2 separate regions of the Mus musculus genome follow, and region 2 is linked to region 1. A link is a loop called in an ENCODE intact Hi-C map of the cell type or tissue named here. Cell type or tissue: left cerebral cortex. All regions are shown on one strand.

Region 1 (8,000 bases):
CACACTTTCATGTACCCAAATTTTCAAGTCTTTTCAAGTATTACATTAAAATCTTATTTAACAAAGTGGTTGACAATATCGTAGTGAAACCTATTGCTTTGAATGTCAATTAAAAAACAAAGTAGAGCCGGGCATGGTGGCGCACGCCTTTATTCTCAGCACTTGGGAGGCAGAGGCAGGCGGATTTCTGAGTTTGAGGCCAGCCTGGTCTACAGAGTGAGTTCCAGGACAGTCAGGGCTACACAGAGAAACCTTGTCTCGAAAAACCACAAAAAAAAAAAAAAACAAAAACAAAAACCCAAAGTAGATAAAAATAATTTAGGCCAATGGTGGTGGTGCACGCCTTTAATCCCAGCACTTGAGAGGCAGAGGCAGGTGGATCTCTGTGAATTCAAGGCCAGCCTTATCTAAAGAGCAAGTTCTAGGACAGGGCTACACAGAGAAACCTTTTCTTAGAAGGCATTTGTATAGCAGGCACGGCAATGTGCTTTAATACATAATCCAAAAGAGCTATTTTCTGGGGTTGGGGCTGTTGCTCAATGGTTGAAACCTCGCCTTGATTGTACGTAGACTGAATCTGACCCTCAGCACTGAAAAGTAAAAACCATTTCATATAAACAACATAAGTTCCACTTTACAATTGAAGAAATTCAATCAAGTAAGGAAAGTAAGACTGTCTGAAGACAGGCTGAAGAAGCCATGCTTCAAACCCAAGTATGTCAGCAGGGTTGGTAGCAAGCTGCCTGTGGGGAGCTAACATTAATAGCCAGTACCAGCTCAACACCTGCTGTATAACAGACATTTTTCTTTCCTGCTAGGCACATCTCACTAAAATTTTAAGGCAAATATCTTTTATTTAATTGGGCTTTTTTTTTTAAACACAGTCTTGAAATATAGTCCAGGCTGGTCTTAAACTCCTGGCAATCCTCCTGCATTGGACTCCAAAGTGCTGAGATCACAGGCAAGAAGGGCCACGCCTGGTATGGATTCTGTTTTGCTAACAGATGGTTAACACTGGGGCATGGCCCACAGGCTGCTTAGACTCTTTGCCCAAGGTTGTACAGCAGGTCTTGCGCGAATGGACTGGGAGGTGCTTTACATGATCGTGTGACCGACCCAGACAACTGGAAGATGGACCTGCTCTTTTCTCAATGACATCCACTTAAAAAACAATTGTCAGATAGTAGGAAGTTGGCTTTAAGAATTCTTGCCCTTCAGCTGATCGTCTTTCTGGCCATAAGCAAGGAAGTCTGGCGGGTAGCCAGGGATTACCAGGAAAATTATTCATCTTATTACCTGGGTGATCTGATGCTCTGAAATGGGAGTGAAGGTAGAGCTAGTAATGGACAAGCCAGCACTCTCCTGGCACAGCTGGCCAATAGAGCGCATAACACTACAGGAGCAGGTTTTGGACTTGGCTATTTTAACTCAGATCCCCTCCAGATATGCAGCCACCCGAAAGGACAGTGATTCGTAAAGAGAAATCCCAATGGCTTTAACGCTTGAGGGTCTGCTAGCTGCCAAGGGTGCGAGTACTGGGGCTTATTGCCCCAGCTTACTGAGGACTTAATACAAAGGACATGAAGCCCAGGCTCAAACTAGACTTTCTACACTAATATCCTGTACTTTGATCCTGACATATCAAGTGATTACAAAGTTAGAAAAAAGTCACAAATTACATTCAAATATGGCATCCCTAAAAACCATTTTACTGTTTCTTTTTTTTTTTAGTTTTGGGGACTAAATGTGGGGCCTTGGGCATGAGAGATACGTACCTCACCACTGAACTACATAACCTATCCCCATTTAATGTATTTTTATGTGCATCTTCCTTCTGAGTCATTTCTAGTTAAAAAGGCTAGAATCAAGCAGGTTATCAACCCCACTGGCCTTCTGTCCCATCTTAGGGATGAGACACAGAGGGAACTCAAATCCCTAGCATCCTAGATAGGATGACGTGTTAAATAACTAGCAACCAGGATTTCTGTTCATGGCAGCTAATATGTAAACAGCAGTTAATACTGAACACGCATTCGGTGTGTGGCACTGGGATTTATAAACAAGAATGTTCCCACAGAGTCATCTCCATTTTATAGGTAAGGAACTGAGGCACAAGAAGGTGATGTGTTCAAAGCTGCAGGACTAAAACGTAGCCAAGTGCTGTCTACCTGCTACACTCTCTGACATTCATGTCTTGCTGCCTCTTAGATGGGCTAGAAATCCATCCATCGCTTTATGAACGCAGCATCCCACCTGTGATGCCTGGGTGGAAGGGAGCCAATGACTTCCGCCGGTTTACTTCTTTCATGCTTGCTCGTCTCCAGGACTGCCTTCTGTCTTGAGGACGGATAGACTGTTCTTGAGGGGACAAATGAAAGGACCTCAACTGAGATCCCTCCTGGTGGTCGGCACCACAACTTTCCCCCTCTCCAGGGTTCGAGCCAAGGTGGTTTTTTTCCTCTGAAACGCCTTGCGTCATCATTTCCTGGTAGGCAGAGGATTGAGGCAATGCTTCCAAAGGCTTGAGACTTGGCTGCAATGGACGATCCTGAGTCTCGGACATCGTGGGTTCCTGGTCTAGCATTTGTTATAGAAAAGTCAAAATATAAAATCAAAGCTACCTCAGATACAAACCTCAGTAAGTATCCAAGCCAAGGGTGACAACAGAAAATGCACACGCCCACTTTTTAACTGCAGCAACTTTAATATATAAGATGGTATACAGTTGAAGGACCAGCTTCCTAGGAGCCTAGGCAGAAGGGAAGGAGGACGGAGGGAAACCTATTTCCCTGGTGATGGAAACCTAGAGAAGGCCTTTTTGTAAACCCACACACGTGTGATTCCAAAGGCACCAGGAGCCAAGGAGGATTCTGGGATAGTTCAGGAGCCTGATTCCCAAAGCAAGAGGCATTGAATTTCACTGTAAAACTCACCTTCTGATCTGGTCACTGACGTCATCCTGGATGAAGGAGGAAAACAGGAAAATGAGGAGATCCGTTCGAGCTCCAGTCTCACAGGGGCCTCACTATCCCATAATAGGTCTCATGCTTCAGGTGCCCTCACTTGCCTCCTCCGAGATTCTCAGCAGCAAGATTACTATCACTGACTGCTGTCTTCAAGAACTCGGTCTACAGAACCTATCTTAGCTCCTCACTTTGTGAGGCACTAGCCCCCAGTTCCGTGGAAGGTCTTAGGATCTTTGTTTTCCAAACGAGAAAACAAACAAACAAACCCCGCATCACTTCTTACTCTCTCCAGATTTTGCCATGGCTGGAAATCCTACTTTTTAATCTCTGCCCACATCTGTCCTTCTACCCATAAAACAGAGTCATCCTCCTCCCTAACTCTGCTTAAATACGCAGTCACTTCTCTTTGGCAGATTTGGAGGCCACACATCTTTCCTCTATAGAACTGGTTGGAGATCGCACCACATCCCCATTTCCAGCACCTGTCACAGAAAACAGACAGAGAGGCAAGGTCGAGTATCCATCCCGCCACCTTGCATCTAAGTCTCCCTCCCAAAAGACCGCTGAATGTGGAGGACGCTTGGTAAAAGCGAATGGAGGCTGAGGGACCATACTGAAAGGACAAAGACTCTAAAGATCTAAATCACCACAATCCTCGTGGGTGATCACACAGACTCCAGCTTGGATAACAGACATTGAAGCGCTTCTGAGGCTGTACACGTGACAGCCTTCTGACGTCATTATCCCAATCAACAACAGGTCCCACAACTCTGAGTAAGGGACTCTTTCGGGAGACCCAGGTTCCCGGGGCACAGCAGTGTAACCCCGGCTGCCACCCCAGCCCTCCGACCTGTCCCAGGCCACTATCTGGAGTCAAGGACGCCAGCAGTGCCCGGGAGCGAGGAGTGGCCTTCTTTCAGGCGTCCTGTCAGGAGAAAGTCTCTGAGCCCCCGGGGCCCTGCGGCTGGGAGCGGCCGGTGGGCCGGGCAGAGGCGGGTCAGGGGAGAACCACATCCGGGTCCCGAACCCCAGCGTGACGCCGGTCTAGCCCAGCTCCCCTCCCCGCGTTCCTGAACCAGTAAGCCCAAGGTCACCTCTGCAAACTCGGCGTCGCCGCAGAAGGTCCTCTCCCGCGTCAGTCCGGTTCGGGGTTCCCCGCTGCCTCCGCTACTTACGAAACTCCCGCCGAACAACTGCGCGTGCGCAGCCTCCGCCTTCCGCGCTGGCTCGCGCAACCCGTGCCTCCGGCGGAGCGCCTGCGTACTCCGGGATTTAACGTTCTGGCCCAAGCGCACCTTGTCCTACCGTTTTCACCCAGCTACAGATCAAGCACATCTGCAGCTACGTCCAGGCCTGGGGATTGACCTCTCCAAAACACCAGTTTGCTGACTTTTCCCGCCGTACATCCTACCTATGGGTGTGGTGCTGTTCCAGGCCATGGCTTCCCCTCTATCTCTTTGATTCCAAAAGTCTGGACAGTGACTTTCTCCAGGGAGAACTGGAGCTCTGAGCTCAGTCTGTACCCTGCCTATCTTCCTGCTCCATGGGCCCCTCCCATGGGCCCTTAAGTACCTAGCAAAGTTCAAGCACACCCCCTGCCAGCGTTAACAGCCAACCCTACTGCCACAACCCCGTGCCAATTCTTGCCTCTGTTCCTTTGTTCGAGCATGCTTTTTGCCTGGAAAGCCTTTCCTTTCTCCTTCCACCCTTCTATGTTGACGCTAGATGTTCAGTGCTCATGTCTGTTCCACTGTCCCGTGCCTGGGAGGGTCTTCTTCAGGACAAGGTATAGAGGCATCAGAATGCCCCCCATGCATCAATGAAGTGAATCCTTTCAGATCTGAACCTTGTGAACTGAGAGTAGTACGAAAGATTCCAAAGGTCCAGTTGTGGTGGTGCATGCCTTTAATCCCAGTACTGGGAAGACAGAGGCAGGAGGATCTCTGTGTCTTTGAGGCCAGCCTAGTACCCGGGCCAGCCAAGGATACATAGTGAGACCCTGTCTCAAACAAACAAACAAAAAACAAACAAAAAAAACAAAGAAGCAAAAGATGGGTCTGGCAGTGGTGGTGCACTCCTTTAATCCCAGCACTTGGGAGGCAGAGGCAGGTGGATTTCTGAGTTCGAGGCCAACCTGGTCTACAGAGTGAGTTCCAGGATAGCCAGGGCTATACAGAGAAACCCTGTCTCAAAAAACCAAAAAAAAAAAAAAAAAAAAAAAAAAAAGCAGAAGATGGCTAGCTGAACCATAATTTTGATAATTTTGACCATTTTGAAGTAATTGTGGTCCCTTGGAAGTTTTTTGGTAAGAGGTAGAAATGTGTATTCCAGAAGTTTCTACTCTGCCATTCTGGTCTAATAGTTTCAACAGCTATCTGGAAGAGGTGTGTTCTTATTCCTGAATATCACTTCCTGGAGCACCTCATGTGTTGATGTCCCCAAAACAGAACTTAATATTCCCGGCCAGAGCTGGCCATGTTGGGACACACTGAGATCACTGCCTCGTGGAATCCAGTCCCAGTAAACATCCTTGCTCGGAAGTCTTCCGTGGCTCCCTTCTGTTAATAAGATGCATACAGATTCTTGCCCTGTTCCACATCAAAGTTTCATTTCTTAACTTCATTTCCCCACCCCCTTTCTGGTTACTTTAAAGCAGGTTCTCATGTACCCCAGGCTGGCCTCAGTATATAGCCAAAGATGACACTGTAACTTCTGACCCTCCTGTCTTTCCCTCCCAAGTATTGCCACCATGCCTGGTTTTGCCTCTTTCTCCCAGGCTTTCTCTCTCTGAGCCTCTCCTCTGTTTCCTGCCTACAATCCACTACCATCCCCTTTGTCTGCTCAACATTCCAACCCTGGGTGTGCTCCCCTGGGGCTCCCAACTTCCATAATTGATGCTAAACATCTTATTTTCCAGGCCCATTTATTATATCCTCCATGGCTGGCACAGGTCTGGCTGTTGTTAGCCATCCCTCTCCTCCCCCAAACCCTCAAGGAGATCTATAAAAGTTAAGCATTGGGTCTTAGGCTGTCCAAATATCCAGAAATGAGCTAAAACTGGACCATAGGAGAATTTCTGGCAGTTAAATAAAAAACAGCATTCCTCCGAGACTGGTAAGACTGGTTCCCATCTGTCAACGGGACTTATGGCTACCTATGGTGCTCACCAGTTAGCCAAGCCCATGCTGCTCTCAGGGCCCCATCACTATCAAAAGTACCTATTGCTGGGCTTGGTGGCACACGCCTTTAATCCCAGCACTTGGGAGGCAGAGGCAGGTGAATATCTGAGTTCAAGGCCAGCCTGGTCTACAGAATGAGTTCCAGGACAGCCAGGGCTATACAGAGAAACCCTGTCTCAGAAAAAAAAAAGTACCTATTTCACTGGCTAGCCCTTCTCACCTCCTCCTCCATCCTAAGCTCCCTCCGGCTCCTGGGCTTCCTACCCCCCCCCCATGAGTCTTCTCTCTCACTCCTCCCCCCTCCTCTATCCCATCTCTTTCTATACTGCTATCCCCACTGTTCTCTCCCACTTCTGAAGCCCTGGCCATGTGCAGTCTACTTCTTTCTCTGCTCTGGACTATTCCAGAGGCCTCTGGCTGTCCAGTCTTATATTCACAATAAAAACCTTAACCATATTATGGAGTGGTGGCATTGGCACCTTCTTTACTGTATCCCTCATGTAGACCAGGCTGGCCTCGAACTCAGAAATCCGCCTGCCTCTGCCTCCTGAGTGCTGGGATTAAAGGTGTGCACCACCATGCCCAGCTTTTTTTTTTTTTTTTTTTTTTTTTTTTCAAGACAGGGTTTCTCTGCATAGCCCTGGCTGTCCTGGAACTCACTCTGGAGACCAGGCTGGTCTTGAACTCAGAAATCCACCTGCCTCTGCCTCCCAAGTGCTGGGATTAAAGGTGTGCGCCACCGCTGCCCAGAGGAATGAGTTTCTTACTTGATAGTCAACAGTGACTTGCAGGTTTGTGAATTAGTTATTTTGTAAAGGAATTTTCAAGCTCTGGTTAGAAACACAAATAACTTAGGCTGTCTGGGCCTAAAGCTCTCTGCTAAACAGCTTGCCTTGCAACATGCAGGAAACAGACCCTGGGTTCCATCCCCTAATACACAAAGGTGCAAATACAGCCTAATTGGTTTCTGACTGCATGCCTCCAGAAACACTCAAGTACAACTGTCCAGCTCCCAAATCCTCAGTCCACAACCCTGGTAGGATAGGATACATTTAGGGTGTTAACTCCACACTGTAATGCCTAAAAGTATCTTTTCCCCATAGCAGATTATTTTAAGTCTGTTATGGGAAAACCTGGTTCTATTTTTCTCCTTTTTGAATGTGGTGCATTTGTTCCTCAGCAGTGGTGACACACTTCCTGAGAGACACTGAGTTACCAGCCAGGAGCCACCAGAAACTCCAACCCCCAACCCCACTGTGGTTGCCCCATCTGGGTGATTCCAAACTAGCCAGCTGGCTCCAGTTTTCCCCTCCTTCTGAGAAACTGCAGGTGGAATGGTGTCAGCTTTCAAATGGGCTGGGAAGATCAGAGAGCAGGCAACTGTTTATATGACATACTTTATTTCCAATCTACAACCATTAAAAACACTTTGTAAGTTTACACTGTACAGTTCTCATGTCTAAAATAAGACACAGGGCAAGGATAGCTGGTGGACCAGATGCTGTCCTACCACCCAATATGTCCTGGGAAGGAGCCTTTAAAGAAAGAAAGGCAGGGGGCGAGGTGACAGAAGGGAGAGGAGAAGGACAGAACAGTGGAAGGGATAGGTGGACAGTTGGCCCAAGGATGCCCTTGGTCCCTTCCCTCCTGAGTGGTCCGGCAGGGCCCACGACTGCAGGACCCTCACCAGGAAACCAGGCTGAGCAGGAGGGGCGTCACAGTATTGGCCAGGGTGAGGCGGGGAGCCAGGATGGAGAGGAGAGGCAGTCTCTAGCTCTTCCCTAGGCGCTGGGGGTTGGAACTGATTTTTGGCACTGTCTTCATGGTCTCCCTGGAATCAGGAGGACGAGGAGGT
Region 2 (8,000 bases), 200 kb before region 1:
TTCCAAAACCAGCAGCAGCAGCAGCAGCAGCAGCATCACCCGCTGGGATTTACCTATCTGGACTCCACAGGCTAACACAGGCAATTGAATATCCTGCTCCCAACAATACTGATAAAAAGACAAGAGGCCTCTGAACTGGAAAAGAACCACAGAGAAAGACTCCCTGATTATAAAACCAAGAACATAATGATGGACCATGGGAGGAAGAAGAATCAGGACTCCAAGGTCATCCTTAGCTGTAGCAAGTTCAAAGCTGGCCTGCAACACATCAGGCACCGTCTTTATTTTATTCTTTTTTTAACCTGAGCTCTTTTTCATGGTGCTGAGACGAAGCTAAATATCTCCTTCCCAGCCACTGGCCATGGGAAACACTGGGCGTGGACGATGAACACAAACTTGTACTTTCTCTTAGATGCACACAGCCACAGCCTCAGAAGTAGCTGGCAGAGCTCTGGGTGAAGAGTGTGAAGCTGACGTGCTCCCATTTACACATTAAAATAAAGTGACAGAGACAAGAAACAAGGATTTCCCATGAGCAAGGCATCTTGACCCACGGTACAGGATGCCTGCTGTTGGGTTAGGGGCATTCTTGTTATGGACCAGAGAAATTGGAGAGAGGAGGTGCAAGCCTATTCATAGGTGCACTGTGGGTGCCAGTCTGAGCATTCTCAACTTAGTTATTGTGAAGAAAGGGGAGTGGGACAGTCCTGGGCTGGCATGCTCCCGTCCTCCGTGGCTGGCGAGTAAAAGAGCTAAAGGAATCAGCAAACGTCTCTATCTCTCTAAAAGAGATAATGTCTGCCAATGTTGTCATAGAGCCTTTAAGGAAGATCAGAAGCAGGACTGAAGCACACAAGATTCACTGTCTTGTTATTCCATGCATCCTGTGACACAAATGTGAATGCATTGCTCTGAAGAAACGCCACACTAAAAAAATGAGGAAGCTGTTGAGGATGCTAAATTTGGCCAAGAAAATCAAGGATGTCAAAGAAGAATGCCAGGGCAGTGGGGACATGCCCAACACTGAGGAACGGCAGCTGCTCCTGCCGAGGACCCAGGTTTAATACCCAGCACCCACATAGTGGGTCAAGACCATTTATCTGTAATACCAGTTCAGAGATCCAGTGCCCTCTTCTGACCTCCATAGGCACCAGACAGACACACACTTGGTACACGCAGCCAAAACATTTACATAAAAGAAAGTGAATAAACCTAATGAAAATTTTTTAAGAAAAGTGCCAGGAACAGGTGACCAAGAGATATAGGTTGTCTGAGCTGAGAGTTTCTACTTCTAAGTCTGAATCCAGTCAAAAATGAACAAATAAATAATCAGACCTTGAAGAAAAAGAGAGAGAACTAAAACCAACTTGGTCCTGTCTAAATCCCCTAGGGACAGCCTTGCACACAGTAAGTGCACAAGAAAGGACAGGCACGTAGGGAGTTCTGAGAGGACATCACCCAGCACAGAGTACAACTCAGCACCAGAGAGAGCACTCACCTCTCTGATCCCCTGTCCTGAAACAAGAAGCAAGAAAAAGACAAAAGGAACCTAGCTCAGTTCCTTCACTCAGGTCCACCCTCGCCGTCTTACACAAACACACGAGGTGCCTCCTGATGTCACATGGAACCCTGAAGCCAGAGGAACACCACCATTAACAGAACTTAACTGGCCAATCAACACCCTGGCCTGGGGCATGCTGGGCAAGTGCTCCACCACGGAGCCACTCCACTGGTCTTGGGCAAGTTAGTTAGCCTTTGTGAGGCTCAGCTTTCATCTATAAACCCAAGATATCACCCTGTACCTCGAACAGTTGTTATCAATACTGAGAGGAGCCGGCTGTGGTGGTGCACATTCAACCCCAGCACCCAGGAGGCAAAGGCAGGTGGGTCTCTTTGAGTTCTAGGCCAATCGTTAAGACTCTGTCTCGGCCGGCTGGCGAGATGGCTTGGTGGGTAAGAGCACTGACTGCTTTTTCCAGAGGACCTGAATTCAAATCCCAGCAGCCATGTGGTGGCTCGAAACCACCCATAATAAGATCTGATGCCCTCTTCTGGTATCTCTGAAGACAGCTACAGCGTACTTATGTATAATAGTAAATAAATCTTTAAAAAAAAAGGCTCTGTCTCAAAACACAACAAAACTAAATGGGTTTATAAAGTGTTGACCATAGGTTTATAAGAGAAATTAGTTTGCTTAATTCAATTCAGACAATTCTTTTTATTTTTTTGAATTATTTATTTTAGGTATATGAGTACACTGTAGCTGTCCTCAGACACACCAGAAGAGGGCTTTGGATCCCATTACAGATGGTTGTGAGCCACCATGTAGTTGCTGGGAATTGAACTCAGGACCTCTGGAGGAGCAGTCAGTGTTCTTAACCTCTGAGCCATCTCTCCAGCCCCCAATTCAGATAATTCTAAACCACCGAAGCTGCGAAGCTGCATCCAATCTAGGAGATTAAGCTGGGCATGGTCGGGTACAACAGTAATCCCAGCAACGGATGCCAGCCTGTGCTACACAATGAGATCCAGTACACATCTCAAAATAAGTCTCTCTCTCTCTCTCTTTCTCTCCATATATATGTATATATGGAGATATATATATATACGTGTGTGTGTGTATATATGTATATGTGTATGTGTGTGTATAAATGTATATGTGTATATGTATGTGTGTGTGTATACACACACATGTATACATGGACATGCACATGCATACAGTTGAAAGCAAATCCTGATAAACCTCATGGAGTAAAGGCAAAGTACCAAGATGTCCTCGTGTGCTTTCTGGAGCTGGGATAAAACACTAACCAAAGCAAACTTGGGAAGAGGAGAGTCATCATCTGACTTACAGGTTGCAGTCAGTCACAGAGGCAAGCTGAGGTAGGAGCCTGGAGCAGGAACCCAAGCAGAGGCCATGGAGGAACGCATGCTTATTCCATGCTTACACTCACACCGGGCTAGACCCTCCTGCGTCAGTCAAGCGTCAAGAAAATGCCATACAGGTCTGCCCAGACCCATATGATTGAGCCATTTCCTCAGCTGAGGTGTATTCTTTCCGGTTACATCAAGTTGATGGCAGGAACAGCCATCGCACGGGGCCTGCGCGGTGCACACCTTTGGTCCCAGCACTCAGTGGGTAGAGGCAGGCAGATTGGGGCTACAAAGTGAGACCCTCACCTCCAAAAATAAACAAAGCAAGCAATCATGAAAGAATATCCATCTAGGGCTTGCATCCACAGTAAATGTATCAGGGCTGGAGAGATGGTTCAGCGGTCAGAGCACTGGCTGTGCCTCCGGGAGCTGAGCTCAATTTGTAGCACTGATGACTGTCTGCAACTCCAGTTCCAGGGAAATCTGATGCCCTCTTTGTGGCCTCTGAGGCAGCAGGCACACATGTGGGGCATAGATGTGCAAGCAGACAAGCCATCCATACCCATTAAAATAAAATAAATAAAAGGCAATGCATCAGAAGGCTGGAGAGATGGCTCAACAGTTGAGAGAACACACTACTATTGAAGAGGACCAGAATGAAGAGACCAGAATCCGAGTCCCATCTCCCATACACATTGAGCCACTCACAATTCCTCTAACTCCAGCCCCAGGAGCAGCTGCCTCCTCTACCCTCCAAAGGCACTGGCAGCATGTGCACAGACCCACACATGCGCACTTAATTTAAAATAAAGTAATTAAAAAAAAAGTAAAGGTATCGACAAAACCTGCTGTGATGGTTTGTATGTGCTTAGCCCAGGGAGTGGCACTATTTAGAGGTGTGGCCTTGTTGGAGTAAGTGTGTCACTGTGGGCTTGGGCTTTAAGACCCTTGTCCTAGCTTCCTAGAAGTCAATCTTCCACTAGCTGCCTTCAGATGAAGATGTAGAACTCTCAGCTCTGCCTCCACCTGTCTGGATGCTGCCATATTCCCACCATGATGATACTGGACTGAACCTCTGAACCTATAAGGCAGTCCCAATTAAATGTTGTCCTTATAAGAGTTGCCTTGGTCATGGTGTCTGTTCACAGCAGTAAAACCTAATTAAGACATCTGGTGCACAAGTACATACTGGATTTGCTGGCGAATGGAGACGCATTCAATTCAGCTAAGCAGGACGTGGAGGAAGACACCTTTAATCCCAGTACCTGAGAGGAGCAAGAAAGAGTTCAAAGACAGCCAGGGCTACATGAGACCCTGCCTCAAAAACACAAAGTGTTACCATATCTTGCCACTAGGGGCCACCCAAGGACACTGCATAAACTGGAGACCTAGGTCCCAGAATTCCCAGCTGGGATGTTGCTTCCTCTTCAGAACTTGTGGTCTATCTAAAAAGCCAGGATGCTATCTAAGGCCCCAGTGGCCACAGGCCGAAGGAACCCTCAAGAACCCAATAACCACTGAGGGTTCTGGGAGAAGATGGCATCTGCAGAGGTTGAGGGAGGAAGTCAGGCTTCCTCCCAAGGCCCTTGTGCCTGACCAAACTTCCCCACTCAGCCCAGATGCTTGAGAATGGCGTCTGAGGCCTCCACTTGGCCCTCCTTCTAACCAGGACCCCTACCCAGTTCGTTTAGCAAGGGCTCCTAGCATCCCATCAGAAATTCTCCTGGCCCAGAGTCTGACAGGAGGTGAGAGTCTGCCACATGCCCCCCCCCCCCCGCCCCCACCCTCACGTACCAGTTCCTTTTCCCCAAGGCGCTGGGGAATCAGAGCTGGGGCCTATGAATTGAGATCTGCGGCATCCTGTACATAAACGCGTCTTTCCCTTCCTGAGCTGTTCACGTCAAGTACTTTGGCAAAGTGACACCAAGTGTAACTAACAGAATGACAGACGTTAAGACGCAGCAAACACACTACTCGAAGATCTGATCACGTGGGCCAGAAACCTTCCGAACAGATTTGAGGTGAGAACGTGAGAAAGCTGAAGTGGAGAGCCAGGGAAGCCAGACAATGCTGCAGGCGTCCGACATTTGTCCCCGCGCTGAGACTTTGTAGGAGGCTGAGTTCGAAGGTAAGGGGCTGAATCTGATGAATATTTCAAGTCAACCCAGCATTCTGGCTGTAGCAGCACTGTTAGCTGTTGTCACCCAGGTCTACAGTAAGAATAAGGAACAAAGGAGCTAGAGAGATGGCTCAGCGGTTAAGAGCACCGACTGCTCTTCCAGAGGTCCTGACTTCAATTCCCAGCAACAACATGGTGGCTCACAACCATCTGTAATGGGATCTGATGCCCTCTCCTGGTGTGCCTACAGAGAGTAATGGTGTACTCATATACATAAAAAAAAAAAAGGAACAAAAAGAGCAGAACAGGTGCGCGCGCGCGCGCGCACACACACACACACACACACACACACACACACACACGTCATTTAGTCAGAAACACCTGTGTAAGTTGGGGCAAGGACTGACTGATGGTGGAGTGTTACAAGGAAGCCAAGTTTGAAGAGATGGTTCCAGCTAAGAGCACTGGCTGCTCTCCAGAGGACTCAAGTCCAATCCCCAGCTCACAACCACTTCAGTGACTTCACTTCAGTGAAGAGAGACTCCAGTGCTCTCTTCTGGCCTCCACAGGCACCAGGCAGAACTGTAGTACACAGACATACACACAAGCAAAACACTCATACTAATAAAGTAATAATACATATTTTATTGTAAAAAGAGATCACGTATGTTGGGCCGTGGTGGCACGCACCTTTAATCCTAGCACTCAGTAGGCAGAAACTGGTGGATCTCTGAGTTTGAGGCTAGCATGGTCTTCAGAGTGAGTTCCAAGACAGCCAGGGATACACAGAGAAACCCTGCCATTAAAAAAAAAAAAAAAAAGTCAAGTGCTTTGCACCAAGGCAATAGAAAAGATGCCTTGGGGGACCAGAATATGATAATAAGGGATGGAAGATGACCACAGACTATTATACACATGTATAAAATGTCATAATGAGACCCATTACTTTGTACAATTAATAAATGCTAATAAAAATGAGAAAAGGATGCCTTGAGGGCATCTCAGGAACTGGCAAAAGCCCAATCAAGGCAGGCTCAAAGCCATGCAAAGAGGAAGCACATTTGACTGTCCCTTGAGAAGAAAGACCTCTGCCCAGGGGCACTTACACAGGTGGCAGGAGTCCTGTCCCCAAGCTTAGTCAGCTACCTGGGTACACAGAGGACAGCGAGGCTGTGCTCCAAGATGGCCCAATTACTGCCAGCGGCCACAAAGAGAGCAAAGTATGAGTGCAGCTAAAGATGCAACGGGAGCCCAGGAAGGCAATACTGGCCGGGAGTGAGCAGTGTTGCAGGACAAGCTGCAAGCAGCAAGCAGTGCTGACTCAAAAGGAAGTCGGATACTGGACATGGAAAACCCTGGGGTATGCAGTGTGAATTCCTGAACCCTGGAAGCCAGGGCTGGAACTGCAAGGCTTAATGTTTTCCCTAAGGAGTTTTCTTACTTCTTTTTTTTTTTTTTTTAATCTTTGTTGTTTTTTATTACTGTGTGTGTGTAGGTGCTTTGCCTGTCTCTATGACTGTGTACCCCATGGGTGCATGGTAATTGAGGAGGCCAGATGGGAGCTTCAGACCCCTTGAAATAGCTATAGGTTGTGAGCCACCACGTGGGTGCTGAGAATATAATCTGGGTCCCTGGAAGAGCAGCCAAACCAGCACTCTCACCTCCTGAGAGATCTCCCCACCACCACCACCACCACCACCACCACCACCACCGTGTTTTGTTTTGTTTTTGAGTCAATCTTACTGTGTAGTCCTGATGGGCCTGAACCTGCTATATGGACCAGGCAAGGCCAGAACTCTCAGAGTTGTCGTCTCTGCCTCCTGAGTGCTGGGATTAAAGGCAGTTCCCACTTTCCACCTTGTTGAGGTGGGATCTCCTTTTTTTTTTTTTTAACTCCTCACTTCACAAAGTATACAGGCCAGCTATCTCATAAGCGTCTGAGCAGTTCTGCTGTCTCACCACAGGAGTAGTAGGATTCCAGATGTGTGCACATCTGACTCTTTAGGTGGGCTCTGGTCTTGAGGTCTGAATGCTGTCCTGGGGCTGGTACCCAATTGGAACCAGAGCTTTCACCCCTAACATCCTGGGCTTTATGTGAACCACCAATATCAGTCTTCCTTTAAAATCTGCAGATAGGGGCTGGTAAGATGGCTCAGTGGGTAAGAGCACCTGACTGCTCTTCCAAAGGTCCAGAGTTCAAATCCCAGCAACCACATGGTGGCTCACAACCATCCGTAACGAGATCTGATGCCCTCTTCTGGTGTGTCTGAAGACAGTGTACTTACATATAATAAATAAATCTTTAAAAAAAAAAAAATCTGCAGATAGAAAAACTAGGGTATCTGAAGCACACAAGAGGATGAACAAAGCCCCCTGAGCAGGATTCCTGGTATTCCCCAGCCAAGCCTCACACCTACCACAAGAAACGTCAGGTAACTGGTTGTCAAGTTCCTCCAGCCATGACACCACCCTGACCAAGACCTTCCAGCAGGCTCTTGCTCTAAGCACAGACTATGGAAACATAGTAAGTGTTCTTTACCTTTAAGGAGGAAACACGCTGAGATTAGACAATAGACAGACGGCTCAGTGATCAACAGCACTGGCTACTCTTCCAGAGGACATGGGTTCAATTCCCAGCTCCTACATAGCAGTTTACTTAAGTACCCTCACACACATGCCCACATACATGCCATGTAGGCACTCACACATTCTCTCTCTCTCGCTCTCTCTCTCTCTCTCTCTTTCTCTCTCTCTCTCTCTCTCTGCCTCCCCTCCCTATCTATCTTTGGGGGGAAAAACAAAATTCAAGGTCAAAACTGGCCTTCAGGGATGGAGAGCTGGCTCAGAAGTTAGGAGTGCCGGCTGCTCTCTGCTCTCGCAGAGGAACTGGGTTTTATTGCCAGTGTCTGCATCACAAGGCTCCTATGTGCCTAGAATTCCAGCTCCAAGGAATCCAATACTCTCTTGTGGCCCCTTCAGGTACCAACACACCCATGTCATACAAGCA

The links. A loop is a pair of places that touch in the nucleus more often than their neighbours do. Peaks named below come from ENCODE experiments on the same cell type or tissue, not always from the same donor. Only the 100,000 strongest peaks of a DNase experiment are listed, where the experiment ranks them.
Region 2: it touches region 1 in a loop (2.2-fold over the local background); 7 of 42 quality-filtered maps call a loop at or near these places.

What each region holds. Positions count from the first base shown.
Region 1 is chr2:157,002,915-157,010,914 of GRCm38, forward strand. It overlaps Dsn1 (DSN1 homolog, MIS12 kinetochore complex component), which reads right to left and starts at 4,161. Exons shown (of 11, transcript NM_025853.3): 1 at 4,061-4,161; 2 at 2,934-2,959; 3 at 2,254-2,577. The coding sequence starts at 2,958. Soga1 (suppressor of glucose, autophagy associated 1) reads right to left here. Exons shown (of 15, transcript NM_001164663.1): 15 at 7,528-8,000. In left cerebral cortex, a CTCF peak has its summit at 4,175; DNase peaks (open chromatin) are centred at 3,745, 4,190, 7,403 and 7,974; H3K4me3 peaks cover 1,277 bases; H3K27ac peaks cover 821 bases.
Region 2 is chr2:156,805,446-156,813,445 of GRCm38, forward strand. No RefSeq gene overlaps it. Among named protein-coding and RNA genes, the nearest start is that of Gm14230, 29 kb to the right of the region's middle. RefSeq lists an enhancer at 7,756-8,000. In left cerebral cortex, a CTCF peak has its summit at 4,227 (motif pointing right); a DNase peak (open chromatin) is centred at 4,237.